Regions from separate parts of the Homo sapiens genome. Here regions 1 and 3 are each linked to region 2. The links are chromatin contacts, found by Hi-C or POLR2A ChIA-PET in ENCODE. All regions are on one chromosome and are shown on one strand. The core of a region is the stretch at or near the end of the contact, and the rest is flanking DNA. Distances in the headings are between cores, read along the strand shown. Region 1 holds the start of HMBS (hydroxymethylbilane synthase). Region 2 holds the start of ATP5MG (ATP synthase membrane subunit g). Region 3 holds the start of HINFP (histone H4 transcription factor).

What was found. A loop is a pair of places that touch in the nucleus more often than their neighbours do. ChIA-PET counts read pairs that join two places held with the same protein, here RNA polymerase II (POLR2A). Pooled maps may share reads with other maps.
Region 1: a pooled map shows a loop between it and region 2 (6-fold over the local background). The contact joins the promoter of HMBS here to the promoter of ATP5MG in region 2. A Hi-C loop is called at or near these places in 6 of 50 pooled maps. POLR2A ChIA-PET finds 5 or more read pairs at or near these places in 5 of 52 experiments (AG04449, T-cell, activated CD4-positive, alpha-beta T cell and 2 more).
Region 3: a pooled map shows a loop between it and region 2 (8-fold over the local background). The contact joins the promoter of HINFP here to the promoter of ATP5MG in region 2. A Hi-C loop is called at or near these places in 4 of 50 pooled maps.

Annotation. Positions count from the first base shown.
Region 1 is chr11:119,082,536-119,087,070 of GRCh38, reverse strand. HMBS (hydroxymethylbilane synthase) reads right to left here and starts at 2,190. Exons shown (of 14, transcript NM_000190.4): 1 at 2,005-2,190. The coding sequence starts at 2,037. RefSeq lists enhancers at 1,913-1,962, 1,892-2,589.
Region 2 is chr11:118,400,289-118,405,023 of GRCh38, reverse strand. ATP5MG (ATP synthase membrane subunit g) reads right to left here and starts at 3,418. Exons shown (of 3, transcript NM_006476.5): 1 at 3,307-3,418. The coding sequence starts at 3,358. All of the region lies in intron 3 of LOC100131626 (a long non-coding RNA gene), which reads left to right. RefSeq lists enhancers at 1,645-2,235, 2,694-3,557, 3,678-3,757.
Region 3 is chr11:119,119,378-119,123,924 of GRCh38, reverse strand. HINFP (histone H4 transcription factor) reads right to left here and starts at 2,345. Exons shown (of 10, transcript NM_198971.3): 1 at 2,286-2,345. RefSeq lists a silencer at 2,332-2,611.

The DNA of each region.
Region 1 (4,535 bases), core at 941-3,440, 680 kb before region 2:
TGTGTTGGCCAGGCTGGTCTCGAACTTGTGATCCTCCTGCCCCAGCCTCCCAAAGTGCTGGGATTACAGGCGTGAGCCACCACGCCTAGCCTGATCCCATTTCTTTCTACATCAGACAGTAGCCACTGTAGATACTGATACTGTCGACAGTCAACATTCCCTGATCTGGGATGTTCATCCTATGTAGTTCCTTTTTTTTTTTTTTTTGAGACAGAGTCTCCCTCTGTTGCCCAGGCTGGAGTGCAGTGGCATGTTCTCAGCTAACTACAACCACTGCCTTCCAGGTTCAAGCGATTCTCCTGACTCAGCCTCCCAAGTAGCTGGGACTACTACAGACGCACACCACCATGCCCAGCTAAAATATGTGTGTGTGTGTATATATATATATATATTTTTTTTTTTTTTCTTTTTTTGAGGGGGAGTCGCGCTCTGTCACCCAGGCTGGAGTGCAATGGCGCGGTCTCGGCTCAGTGCAACCTCCACCTCCCAGGTTCAAGCGATTCTCCTGTCTTAGCCTCCCAAGTAGCTGGGACTACAGGCGCATGCCACCACGTCGGCTAATTTTTTGTATTTTTAGTAGAAACGGGGTTTCACTGTGTTCCCTAGGCTGGTCTCGAACTCCTGAGCTCAGGCAATCCACCTGCCTCGGCCTCCCAAAGTGCTAGGATTACAGGCATGAGCCACTGTGCCCGGCCTAATTTTTATATTTTTAGTAGAGACGGGGTTTCACCATGTTGGTCGGGGTGCTATGGAGTTCTTTTGCACCCAGACATCTGGGGCCTCTATTGCCGAAGCAGGTGACAGCTTTCTGCCCTCAGACTCTGGTCTACTCCATGTGATCACTCCAATAAATTAACCCTGGGAGACCCTTTGCAAATTAGGCTAGGCTTGATATTAAACGTGGCCACCAAAATTCTGGGCCACAGGGAGCCCACAGAAAGGACTCTAAGGTCCCAGAACTACTAGGTTCAAACAATTCCTTAAGTTCATTGAATGTGCACAGCATATCCAAGTCAAACCGTTTCATTAAAAAATAAAACACTGAGCACTTCTATGTTGAAGCTATTGCTTTTGCATATTGTTGTCGTCTCAAAAATCCTATCAGGTGGACAAGACAGGCACCTTTGGGACCATGTTACAGAAGCAACGGGTGGCATCAAGGGATGAGGTGACTTGCCTAGGGTCACAGAGCTAATAACCGAAAGAGAGTTGGGGCCACAATTCAGATCTTCCTACTCCTAGTCCAGGGCTCTGGAATGACTGCAAGAGCAAAGATCCCAGCCCTCACCAACAGGCTGGACAGGGGGAGATTAGCAGCTCCCCATCTCTTTCTTATCTCGGCCTGGCAGTGGCCTCCACCAGCTCTGCAGTTTGTCTGTGCACAAGCCCAGGGCTCGGCAAGCAGGCTCGTAATGGAAAGGCCCACGGCGGCCTCCCACCCACGGTAGTAATTCAGTAGGTGTGTCACAGCTGGGGACTTGGAGCGTTGGCTGTGGCTGGGAGACCACTATAACACAAAAAGAAGGCGCACTTCTAAGACGTTTGTGTGCAGTTCGGAGGCTTGGCTGATACTCTCTCCTATGAATCAAAAGTGGAACGTGTCTTCCCAAAGGGGCCGTATCTGCATCCGCCTCAGCCCAGCCTCGAATGAAAGGACCCCGTCTGTGTAGACGAACGTTCTTGGTCTGGGTCACTAAATCTAGAGCCGTGCATCCCAGGCCTGATGGGAATCCCACCCAGATGCCCGCAGGGACCGGAGTTCCGTTCCAAACAATCCTTCCACTCTTAACCCAGTATCACCGCTCTCTGATTTCCCCATTCCTTCCGGAGGGCAACCGAGCTACTGGCCCTTTAAAAGCTACTCGGACCAAAAAAAAAAAAAAAAAAAAAAAAAAAAAGATAGCCGTTCTGACCAATAGACGACTGAGGATGGCAACCTGGGGCCAATCGCTGCACGGCTCGTCCAGAAGCCCAAAGTGTGCTGGTCACCGGCTCAGCACTCACCGCCGTTGCAGCCGCATTGCCGTTACCAGACATGGCTCCGCTTGGAAAGTAGGCTGTGTGTGGGTGCCGCTAAGGTCCCCCGGCCCCGGGAAGCCGGGGGCTCCGGCCGGCGAGTACCGGGGACACGTGGGACCCGAGGTCGTCCTACAGTCTGACTCCTGGTCTCCGCAGAGCCTCGCGTCACTTCCGGCGCCCTCCCTCGAAGGGGAGGTCCCTCCCTCTGGGCGGGAATTGGAACATTGCGACAGTGGACCTCCCCATTCGACCACCCCATTCCCCAGCTGTGACATGAGCAAGTAGTGCAGCTTCTATGGCGCTTCCTTTGCTCTGTTCAAACTTAGCTTTGCTACAACCTTGAAATAGGCAGCATTTTTCTTTTTGATACGGGGTCTCACTGTGTCCCCAGACTAGAGTGCAGCGGCATGACCACGGGTCACTGCAGCCTTGACCTCCCGGCTTCAGCGATCCCCCCACCTCAGCCTCCCAAGCAGCTGGGACTACAGGCGCACATCACCACGTGGGACTAATTTCTAGATTTTTTTATAGAGACAGCGGGGAGGTGGCCTCACTATGTTGCCCAGGCTAGTCTCGAACTCCTGGACTCAAGCAGTCATCTCGCCTTGGCCTCCCAAAGTGCTGGGATTACAGGCGTGAGCCACTGGCCCAGCCAGCATTTCAATTCTTAAAATGAGGAAACTGGTTCAGAGAGATTAAAGGTCATGCCTAAAGACAAGTAACTGAAGTGGGAGCACAAACGCTACATGTAGTGAGAAAAGGGCTTGTTAGGAAAAGTGCTTTCCCATGAACATAATTTTTTTTTTTTTTTTGAGACGGAGTTTCGCTCTTGTTGCCCAGGCTGGAATGCAATGGCACGATCTCAGCTCACTGCAACCTCCGCCTCCCGGGTTCAAGCAATTCTCCTGCCTCAGCCCCCCGAGTAGCTGGGATTACAGGCACGCACCACCACACCCAGCTAATTTTGTATTTTTGGTAGAGATGAGGTTTCTCCATGTTAGTCAGGCAGGTCTTGAACTCCTGACCTCAGGTGATTCGCCCACCTCGGCCTCCCAAAGTGCTGGGAGTACAGGCGTGAGCCACCGCGCCTGTAATCATGAACATAATTAACAATCATGATTATTAATAATCACCCAGCTAGGTGCAGTGGCTCACACCTATATTCCCAGCACTTTAGGAAGCCAAGGCAGGAGGATTGCTTGAGCCCAGGAGTTTGAGACCACCCTGGGCAACATGGTGAAAACCTCATCTCCACAAAAAATACAAAAATAGCCAGGTGTGGCGGCACACACCTGTAGTCCCAGCTATTCAGGAGGCTGAGGTGTGAGGATCGCTTGAGCCCAGGAGGTCGAGGTAGCTGTGAGCTGTGGTGGTGCCACTGCACTCTAGCCTGGATGACAGAGTGAGACGCCCATTTTTTTTTTTTTTTTTTTTTGAGATGGAGTTTCACTCTTGTTGCCCAGGCTGGAGTGCAATGGTGCAATCTCAGCTCACCGCAACCTCCACCTCCCGGGTTCAAGCAATTCTCCTGCCTCACCCTCCTGAGTAGCTAGGATTACAGGCACCTCCCACCACACCCAGCTGGTTTTTGTATTTTTAGTAGAGACGGAGTTTCACCATGTTGGTCAGGCTGGTCTTGAACTCCTGACCTCAGGTGATCCGCCCACCTCAGCCTCCCAGAGTGCTGGGAATACAAGCATGAGCCACCGCGCCCGGTGAGACCCTGTCTTAAGAAGAAAAAAAAAATCACCCATGTGCTCAGCACTGTACAAAGAACTGAACACCTATTTGATCCTTAGGCTTTCATAATAGCCACACAGCATAGGTGTTATAATCCCTAACGTACAGATGAAGACACAGGTTGAGGGGGAAAGGGTGGGAGCAGGGTGAGGGATAAGAGACTACACATTGGGTACAGTGTACACTGCTTGGGTGATGGGCACCAAATCTCAGAAATCACTACTAAAGAACTTATTCACATAGCCAAATACCAACTGTTCCCCAAAAACCCACTGAAAAAAATACATCTCAAAAAAAAAAAAAAAACATGTTGAGAAGGTAAGATGTGCCTTAAGTCAAACAGCACAACTAGGATTCAAACCCAGCTCAGTAGATGCAAAGTCTACTCATAGCATAGCAGCTACAATACTGCCACTGTTTTTTAATTTTTTACTTTTTGAGACAGGGTGTCTGTCACCCAGGCTGGAGTGCAGTGGTGTGATCAAGGCTCACTGCAGCCTCAACTTCCTGGGCTCAAGCAATCCTCCCACCTCAGCCTCCTGAGTAGCTGGGACCACAGGCAAGCGCCACCAGGCTGGGCTAGTTTATTTTTATTTCTTGCACAGACGGGGTCTCACTATGTTGCCTGGGTGGCTGGTCTTGAACTCCTGGACTCAAGCGATCCTCTCACCTCAGCCCCGCAAAGTGTTGGGATTACAGGCATGAACCACCGCGCCCAGCCCATGGCAATCCTAAATACTACCTAAACCACAGTGTCAAACTTACGTCCTCCAATT
Region 2 (4,735 bases), core at 2,169-4,668:
TCAGAAAGGGAGGCGGTATGTCAAAGGGACAGAGGTGCTAACCTGAAAGAGCTCCCAAATAGCCAAGGCTGAAATAATTTGAGCAATAATACAGTATTTGATACAGAAAGTATGAAATCAATGTACAAGTCCATACAATAAGTGACTGGATAAATAAATGGAGAAGAGACAAATCTTTCTCACAGAAAAATTCTATTTATGTAGATATTCCCTCCTACAGGGGATGGAATCCCCCCACTGTAATCACACCTTGCCTTTATGGGATAGGCTTAGTTATTTGCTTCTATAGAATAGAACACGGAGAGAAAAACAGTAACTTTACAGTAGAGGAACCTATAACCAAGTGATGAAAGCTTGTATCACCAGAGATGTCACAGGAATATCATATACCTCCTGACATGTGATTAGGGCATCTCTTCACTGTGGTATTTCCTCAAAATCCATAGTGCCAAACTAAGCATGAGAAAAACACCAGACAAATCCAGATTGAGGAAATTCTTCAGGATACCTAGACAGATACTTTGACAAGACAGATACCTAGACAGACAAGATACCTAGATACCTTAAAACTGTCAAGGTCAGGAAAGATGAGGGAAGACTGGGAAACTGTCCCAGACCAGAGGAGATTGGGAAGACATAGAAACTAAATGCAATGTGGTACACTGGATTGGATCCCGGAACTGAAAGATTATTGGAAAAACTATTGAAATACAAATAAAGTCTACAGTTAAGGGAAAAAAAAATCAGATTCTATGATCTTCCTAGGCAAACCTGATGATAAATTTACTTATTTCCATAAGCTTTTTTGACCCCCAGGGGAATTAACAGATATAGTCAGTAATTTTTATTAAATATTTAACATTCACATTTAATACACTAGCCTATGTATGTTATAAAGCAAAATGTATTTCCACGTTAACATTCCAGCCCAGTTGAGTCCTCCTTTCTAAGTACTTTTGGAAGAATAACAAGTTATCTTTCAATTATTTACAACGGAGGGAAGGGTTCATATTATATATTTCATAACAAAAAAATTACCTTGGTGTTACTTTTCTTTTTAGATCACAAAAATTAGTTTGCAATTCCTTAATATGCGCCACCTAAAAAATGTGAAAGCCACACCAGAAAAAAAATCCACTTGAAATATTAAGAATTGTGCCTTAAATCACCCACAAAGTCCAGAGTGAAGCCTCTAATCCTTTTTTCTCTTTAGTTTTTTTTTTTTTTTTTTTTAGACGGAGTCTCGCTCTGTCGCCAGGCTGGAGTGCAGTGGCGCAATCTTGGCTCACTGCAACCTCCGCCTCCTGGGTTAAAGAGATTTTCCTGCCTCAGCTTCCCGAGTAGCTGGGATTATAGGCGCCTGCCACCATGCCCGGCTAATTTCTGTTTTAGTAGAGACGAGGTTTCACCATATTAGTGAGGCTGGTGTCTAACTCCTGACCTCAGGTAATCCACCTGCCTTGGCCTCCCAAAGTGCTGGGATTACAGGCGTGAGCCACAGTGTCCAGCATTATTATTTTTTTTTTTTGAGACCTAGCCTCGCTTCGTCGCCCAGGCTGGAATGCAGTGGTGCAATCCTGACTCACTGCAACCTCCGCCTCCGGGGTTCAAGCGATTCTCCTGCCTCAGCCTCCCAAGTAGCTGCGATTACAGACATGCACCACCAAGCCTGCCTAATTTTTGTATTTTTTGTAGAGATGGGGTTTCACTATGTTGGCCAGGCTGGTCTCGAACTCCTGCCCTCAAGTGATCTGCCCGCCTTGGCCTCCCAAAGTGCTGAGATTACAGGCGTAAGCTACCGCCGCAGGGCCATCTCTTTTGATTTATATAAAATTGTAGAGCTCTATGACAGGTATCTTAACAATCTTAGTAAAGTAAAAGATTTTCTTGCAAGCTTATGAAATTATTTGGGAAAATGTGTAAAATGTTTCACTAGTAGGCTGTGAGGTTCTGCAGGACAGCCTTCAATAACTCATAGTTTGGCTGGTGATGGAGGGAAGGGAGGAGAGAATGGATAAATTACCCGGCTGGCGCTGTGGCTCACACCTGTAACTCTGGCACTTTAGGAGACCGAGGCGGGAGGATCCCTTGAGCCCAGGAGTTAAGAGACTAGCCTGGGCAACATGGTGAAATCCCGTCTCTTAAAACATACAAAAATTAGCTGGGTGTGGTGGTGCGTGCCTGTGATCCCAGCTACTCAGGAGGCTGAGGTGGGAGGATCGCTTGAGCCTAGGAGGTGGAGGCTGCAGTGAGCTGTGATCTGCACTGCACTCCAGCCTGGGCGACAGAGTGAGTCCCTGTCTTCTAGGAAAAAAAAAAAAAAAAAAGAAAGAAAGAAAAAGAAAATACCCAAACCAAACTCAAACACAGCAAAATAGGCTAGAAAGTATTACATTTTTTTTGAAGTTCTGCTTTCTATTCACATTTCATAAACGTAGGCAAAAGTTAAGAGATCCGACCTTCAGTCACTTACTGGAATACAGCACATCTAGGAAAAACTTACGTCAATTTAGCTTATCTCACTTCAGGAATAAAATGAATAGCTTGCCACTGAGAAGACAACTGAAATATTTACTGGCCAAATAAACTAGTACTCAGAGGCTGTGATTATTCAGGGTTGTTGTGAAATACAGCGGTCTACCAGTGAGGCTCTTCAAGCTGAAAAAATTCCACGAATGCTAAGCTTCGTAACAAAGATTATTGTTTATACGGATCCCGTCCTATGCTTCTCGGGGCATGGATACTCATCCATGAAGTCCATTTCCACCTAAAATTTCCCTCGGATTAAAGCGGAAGTATCTTAGAATCCGTCTAGGACAGAAAGCAAAGTCAACGTTCAAAAAAGCTCACCCATCCTTAAACATTTCTGTTGACTTCCAAATACTCCACTGAGAACAACACCACATGTAATGAGGCCGAATTGATTTACTTTCACGTTTCTGCCCTTCCTTTTCTTAGCTCTCCTAACAGAACCATCCCCTCTAGATCCCTGCTCTTAGCGATCTCAGGGGGCGTAATGGTTGCAGCTGCCGGGCAACGCCGGGCTTCCTTCACACTACCTCTCTTCCCAGTCGTGGTTAGAATTCAGGAACTTCTAGGTTGTGTAGAGAACCCAATCTGCAGGTCAGACGAGTGGAAGGCTAGAAAAGAGTCGCCAACCTGCTTCCTGCTCCCTCCACCTGCAGGCCATCCCGCCCCGGCACCCGCAGGCCCCTCGGGTCTTCGCAGCCCGCTTCTTCCTCTCAGGCCATCGCAGGCCTCCCTGCCGCCCGTGTGCCCGCCTCGGCGGTCTCACATCGCGCTCACCGTTCACCAGCGCCGGGGTCTTCTCCACAAGGTTACGGACAAATTGGGCCATGGTTCTGGAATGGAGAGTCCGTCGCCCCGAACCGCCGGCTGAATGTCACCCGCCGGAAGGACCCGCTGCAGGACCCCGTCCCACTTCCAAGGTCAGGCCGCCTCTTTTCGCGCCGGTCGAAGATACTTAAATGTCCAAAGATCTTTGCAGAATCCAGCCTGTCAATTTAATTTTTCAACATGGAAGAGAAAGTGGATATGAAAAGATGGTATTAGAGAGCATGTGAAGAACAGTAGGATTCCGCAGAGAAGCAGGCATTTTGTGGGGCAGCCACTCGTAGAGGTCCGGAAAACCGGCAAGGAGCGGAAATGCGCATGCGCCCTGAACCTGCAGTGCTTTTCTTGGCGCCGACCTCCGCTATTTTGCGTAGGGTGCTTTCGCCGCGATTCTGAGAACCTTTGAAGTCAGTACTGGAGAAGGATTCGCTGAGATTCTTCTAGTCCAACACGATCGTTGTACAGAGGTAGAGAGGGTCCAAGGCCAAACATATAAAGTTAGGGGCCGAGCAATCACCACACAGGCTGTCACCAGGCTCAACCCATAGCCCTTTTTATTTGAGACAGTCTCGCTCTGTCGCCCAGGCTGAAGTGCAGTGGCACGACTTCGGCTCACTGCAACCTCTGTCCCCCGGGTTCCAGCGATTGTTGTGCCTCAGTCTCCCTAGTAGATGGGACTACAGGCGCCCGCCACCACGCCTGGCTAATTTTTGTACTTTTAGTAGAGACGGTGTTTCACCATGTTGGCCAGGCTGGTCTCGAACTCCTAGCTTCAAGTGATCCACCCGCCTTGGTGCTGGGATTACAGGCGTGAATCACCGCGCCTGGCCCCATAGCCCTTTTAAAGTTGATTTTTTGTAATCCCAATCTCCCCAAAGTGCTGTATCACGATTGGAATCCATTTCCCCTAATTCCCTAGTTAACCACAAGGAGCTGTGCAGATGTGAGGAAAAAATCACCTGTATTGAACGCCCACACTATGCCAGGCATTTTGGAATTTAAAGAAAGCCTGTAAGGCATTGTCCCCATTGAGACTGGGCTTGAAAAATGGCCACACAGTTTGGAAGTGGCAGAGTTGAGATCTGAAGTTGCAATGTATACTCAGAGAGGGGGCATTCCATCAGATTAGGCATGGTGCTGATTTCAGCATACTTCCTAGAAAAGATCCTTGAGCCGATGTGTAAGAGAACAGCTGTATACTACAGAGGGCTGAAACTTCATAGTTTAATATGAGGAGGAAAAGATGTATGTAGGGAAGTGGCATTTGATGAGAGGAACAGAACTATAAGTAATGTAACCTGGGGAAGTCTGAGCAGAAGTAAATCTCCGATTTTTGGAATGGTTAGAGAGATGGAAAGAAAAATTAGAAGTGTAATCAAGG
Region 3 (4,547 bases), core at 1,096-3,595, 720 kb before region 2:
TCACAAGGTCAGGAGATTGAGACCATCCTGGCCAAATACAAAAAATTAGCTAGGTATGGTGGCACACGCCTGTAGTCCCAGCTACTATGGAGGCTGAGGCAGGGGAATCACTTGAACCCGGGAGACAGAGGTTGCAGTGAGCCGAGATCGCACCATTGCACTCCAGCCTAGTGACAGAGCAAGATTCAATCTCAAAAAAAAAAAAAAAAAAAAAAAAACAGCCGATGTGGTAGCATGCACCTGCAGTCCCGCTACTTGGGAGGTTCAGGTGGGAGGAAGGCTTGAGCCCAGGAGGCAGAGGTTGCAAAGAGCCAAGATCACACCATTGTACTCCATCCTGGGCGGCAGACCCAGACCCTGTCAAAAAAAAAAAAAAGAAGAAAGAAATATTGAATATTGACTGCTTTTATAATGTTGTGGTAAGAAAAGTAGAAAAAAGCTTCAAAAGTCATAAAATCCCACACCTCCTCTGACTATTACAGTATGAAATGCAAGGCTCTTCTCAAAGTGGTCTCAATTTTACTTCTCCAGTTCTAGGTAGGGAAACGAACATCTATTGAGAAGCTACAGTGTGTCAGCCCTGTGGTGAGTCCTCTCTACACTTCATCTGATGTAAGAGCACCCTCATTCCAATCCAAAGATCATGCTCTTTCTCCCACATGATGCTGTTCTCTGGCTTCCTCACCCATACTTCATTCCCTCTTCCTCTGATTCAATCATCTTTGTCTCTGAATACTCTACATTCTCCTAAAACTCTCTGCCTACGCAAGTTCTTTTTTTTTTTTTTTTTTTTTTTGGAGATGGAGTCTTGCTCTGTCGCCCAGGCTGGAGTGCAGTGCTGTGATCTGGGCTCACTGCAACCTCCGCCTCCCAGGTTCAAGCGATTCTCGTGACTTAGCCTCCGAAGTATTATAGCTGGGACTATAAGCACGCACCACCACGCCCAGCTAATTTTTGTAGTATTAGTAGAGACGAGGTCTTGCCATGTTGGTCAGGCTGGTCCCAAACTCCTGACCTCAAGTGATCCGCCCGCCTCGGCCTCACAAAGTGCTGGGATTACAGGTGTGAGCCACCGCGACAGGCCTACCTATGCAACTTCTATTCGCCTTTCAAACCCCAAAGTCTTCTCTTTGATGACCCCCTTCCCAATTCATCCAGGTACAGCTGGCATATCCCATCTCTTGCCCACGGCATCCACACACATCTTTGCTATCAATGCAATGAAACTTGTTTCCCCTAGACTAGGAGTTTCTCAGGACAGTGGCCATCACTTATTCACTTCTCATTCTCAGATTCAGCACAGAGCTTTGCACACCCCAGGTACTCAATAAATATCAGGAGATAATCACATTCCGGGAAGCCTTCCTAAACTACCCCATCCCTGAATCTACTCTTGCTCCTTAGTTCTATGGCTGGCACAGCTGACACCATAAAACTTCAACCCTATTTTCATGTTGCCATGGTCGTTTTATGTGTTCTAGTCTCGTTTACCCAATTGGACTATAAGAAGCTTCTGAGCAGAAACCATATCACACCTGCCCGTGTCCCTACACTGTGCCGAGCACAAATATTCTAAACATACACCTGCTGTTAGACTGGTGGGTAAGTCCAAGGAGGCAAGCTAGCTGGCGATACAGAATGATCTGAAACCTAGGCAAAACTCCCTGACGCTCTCTGACTGTCCTCCTGTCTTCTTTAATTTCTCTTTCTGTGTCTCTTGTTTCTACTCTGAGGAGATAGGGGCATGATCTTCACTCTACCCTCTTAACACTTAAGAGGGCATATACTGTAACGCAAGACAATGAATGAACTGTGGTATTCAAGAAAAAAAGGGTCCTAAACGCCTAAGAACTCATAATTTGGCCAAAAAGATAAGACTGATACGTGAAGACAACGACCGAAACAAAGTACCCGATGAGGGAGACCAGGACAGAGAGACACCTCCGCGGTCAGGCGAAAAGGAAGTCTCCCCTAAGCAGTGGGGCCCGCACCACGCCTCGAAGGACAGGTAGAATTTGGACAGAAGGAAGGAGACCGTCCCGTTGGGCAAAACCTCTCCACTCGCAGTCCCGCAGGCTTCCCGGAATCCTTCACGCTAAGGCGTGGCGGCGACCGAGTCTCAGCCGCAGCGAAGCCCCTAGACTAGAAAGCAGGGAGGTTCCAGTCGGGGTGAGGGGACCGGACCAGGGCAGACCAGCGTGGCCAAGCGGCAAGAATACTCGCCGAGGTGGCTCGGGAAGAGCTTGGCCTCCTGCAGCCCCTGCAGAGCACATACCCCAGCTTACCGTCTGTCGGCTCCAGGTCTCTTCAGCTCTTCTCCCACCTCAGACCATCTCCGGAGAGGCGCTTGAGGGACGGTCAAGGAAAGCCAATCGTCGTTCTCGGATCCGACTGACAGCCAATGGTAGCTGTGTCTGGCGGAACCCGTGCGCACCAAAACACGGAAGGGGCGGGAACAGTGGGTGGGGCTAGGCGTCCCGGGCGGACAGAGGGGCGACAGGATACGTGCAAAAGGTAGCACGTGACCGCGCCTCGCTGCTCAGGGCAACGCAAAGGCGGGGAGCCTATGGGCCTGAGTTCCCCTAACTGCGCAGGCTCGGCCTCCGGGACCCAACGGGCATGCGCAGGGCTCGCGCCTGGTGCGCAGTGGGGTCTCCCTCACGTGGTTCTTCGCTTTAGTTGGCTGGTTGCGTGGGCCTCGCGGAGAAAAAGGCGTGGGATGCTGCCCAGCGCTGTCGGCCCCGCTCGGCTCAGATTGAAGGTTCTACCCTTTCCTTCAGCCTCTTAGTCTTATTATGTTTTAAATGTTGGTATTATATGTTTCTCTTTCCCCCCAAAACTCGGCTTCCCTTCATCCACTCGTTCAGGTCAGAAAGCTGGCAGTCATCACTGATTCCTCTCACTTCTCACATCCAATCCATTGCCAAGTTCTGTGGATTCTACCTCCTTTTAAAACAGGATATTTCAAATTTATCCCCTTTTGTTTATCTTCACCGCCTCCCCCACCTCCCCTGTCCAGTGATGACCTCCAGGCAGGATTTATACATTAGTCTAATGGGTCCCGCTGCGTGCACACTTGCTTCCTTCCAAAGCATTCTCCACTTTGCAAAAAGCAGACCTGATCAAGTTACCATCTGCTTCAGACAATTCAAAGGCATTCTATTGCTTTCAGGGCAAAGCTCCAAAACCATACTGAGGTTTTCTAGACCCTTCAGCATCTGGGCTCTCCCTGTCTACTTTTTTTTAGTCCTTCTCGACCATATTTCTTGCTCTCCAGTCGCAAATTTCTTTCACCTTTTCCACCACACCAAGCCACCTTTTACCTCTCAAGCCTTGAACTTGTTTTCTTTACCTGGAATAATCCCTTTCTCCTCCTCCCACATTTATTTGACTGACTCCTACTAATTTTTATGGTCTCAGTGTAGATGCTTCTTTTTCCAAAAAGTCTTCCTGATAGTCCTTTCTTGTATTTAACAATACAGCTCAGTCACATTGTATTTGTCTGTTTACTCTCAGTCTGCATTCTTCACTAGACTAGTTCTTCACCTTTATAACTCCATCAGTGGGCCGGGTGTCGTGGCTCACGCCTGTGATCCCAGCACTTTGGGAGGCCGAGGCGAGTGGATCACATGAGGTCAGGAGCTCAAGACCAGCCTGGCCAACATGGGGAAACCCCGTCTCTACTAAAAATACAAAAACTAGCTGGGCATCGTGGCGGGCGCCTATAATCTCAGCTACTCGGGAGGCTGAGGCAGGAGAATCGCTTGAACCCAGGAGGCACAGGTTGCAGTGAGCTGAGATGGCACCACTGCACACCAGCCTGGGCAACAGAGCAAGACTCTGTCTCAAAACAAAACAAAAAACAAAATAAAACAAAAAACCCATCACTCACTTAGCCCAGTGGCTGAAACTCAGTAAGGGTTCAAGACATACTTGTTAAATAATATACCTTAATAAAGTTGGTTAAGACTGATATTTTATTGCATTGTAGTTTTCTGTATCTTCTAATCTAAAAATAAACCTATATAATTTGTACAATCAGAAAACACATTAAATGTTCAATATATATAAAATAAAATTTAAAATGCCATTAAGATAGTAAAGTCATACTTGTGCATAAATTTTGGTTTTAACAACAGTGAGTTATAACTTGGTCCCTATTTTAAAATAGGGTTTTGCAGGGCGCGGTGGCTCATGCCTGTAATCCCAGCACTTTGGGAGGCCGAGGCGGGCGGATCATGAGGTCAGGAATTCGAAACCAGCCTGGCCAACATGGCGAAACCCCATCTCTACAAAAAATACAAAAATTAGCCAGGTGTGGTGGTGGGTGCCTGTAGTGCCAGCTACTCAGGAGGCTGAGGCAGGAAAATCGCTTGAACCTGAGAGGCAGAGGTTGCAGTGAGCCAAGATCACTCCACTGCACTCCAGCCCGGGCAACAGAGAGAGACTCTGTCTCAAAAAAAAAAAAAAAGCGTTTTAAAAAATGTAATTCAAAAGTAACAAAATATATCTTACCAACTTTATTCATTCAAAAATGCATATAGTAG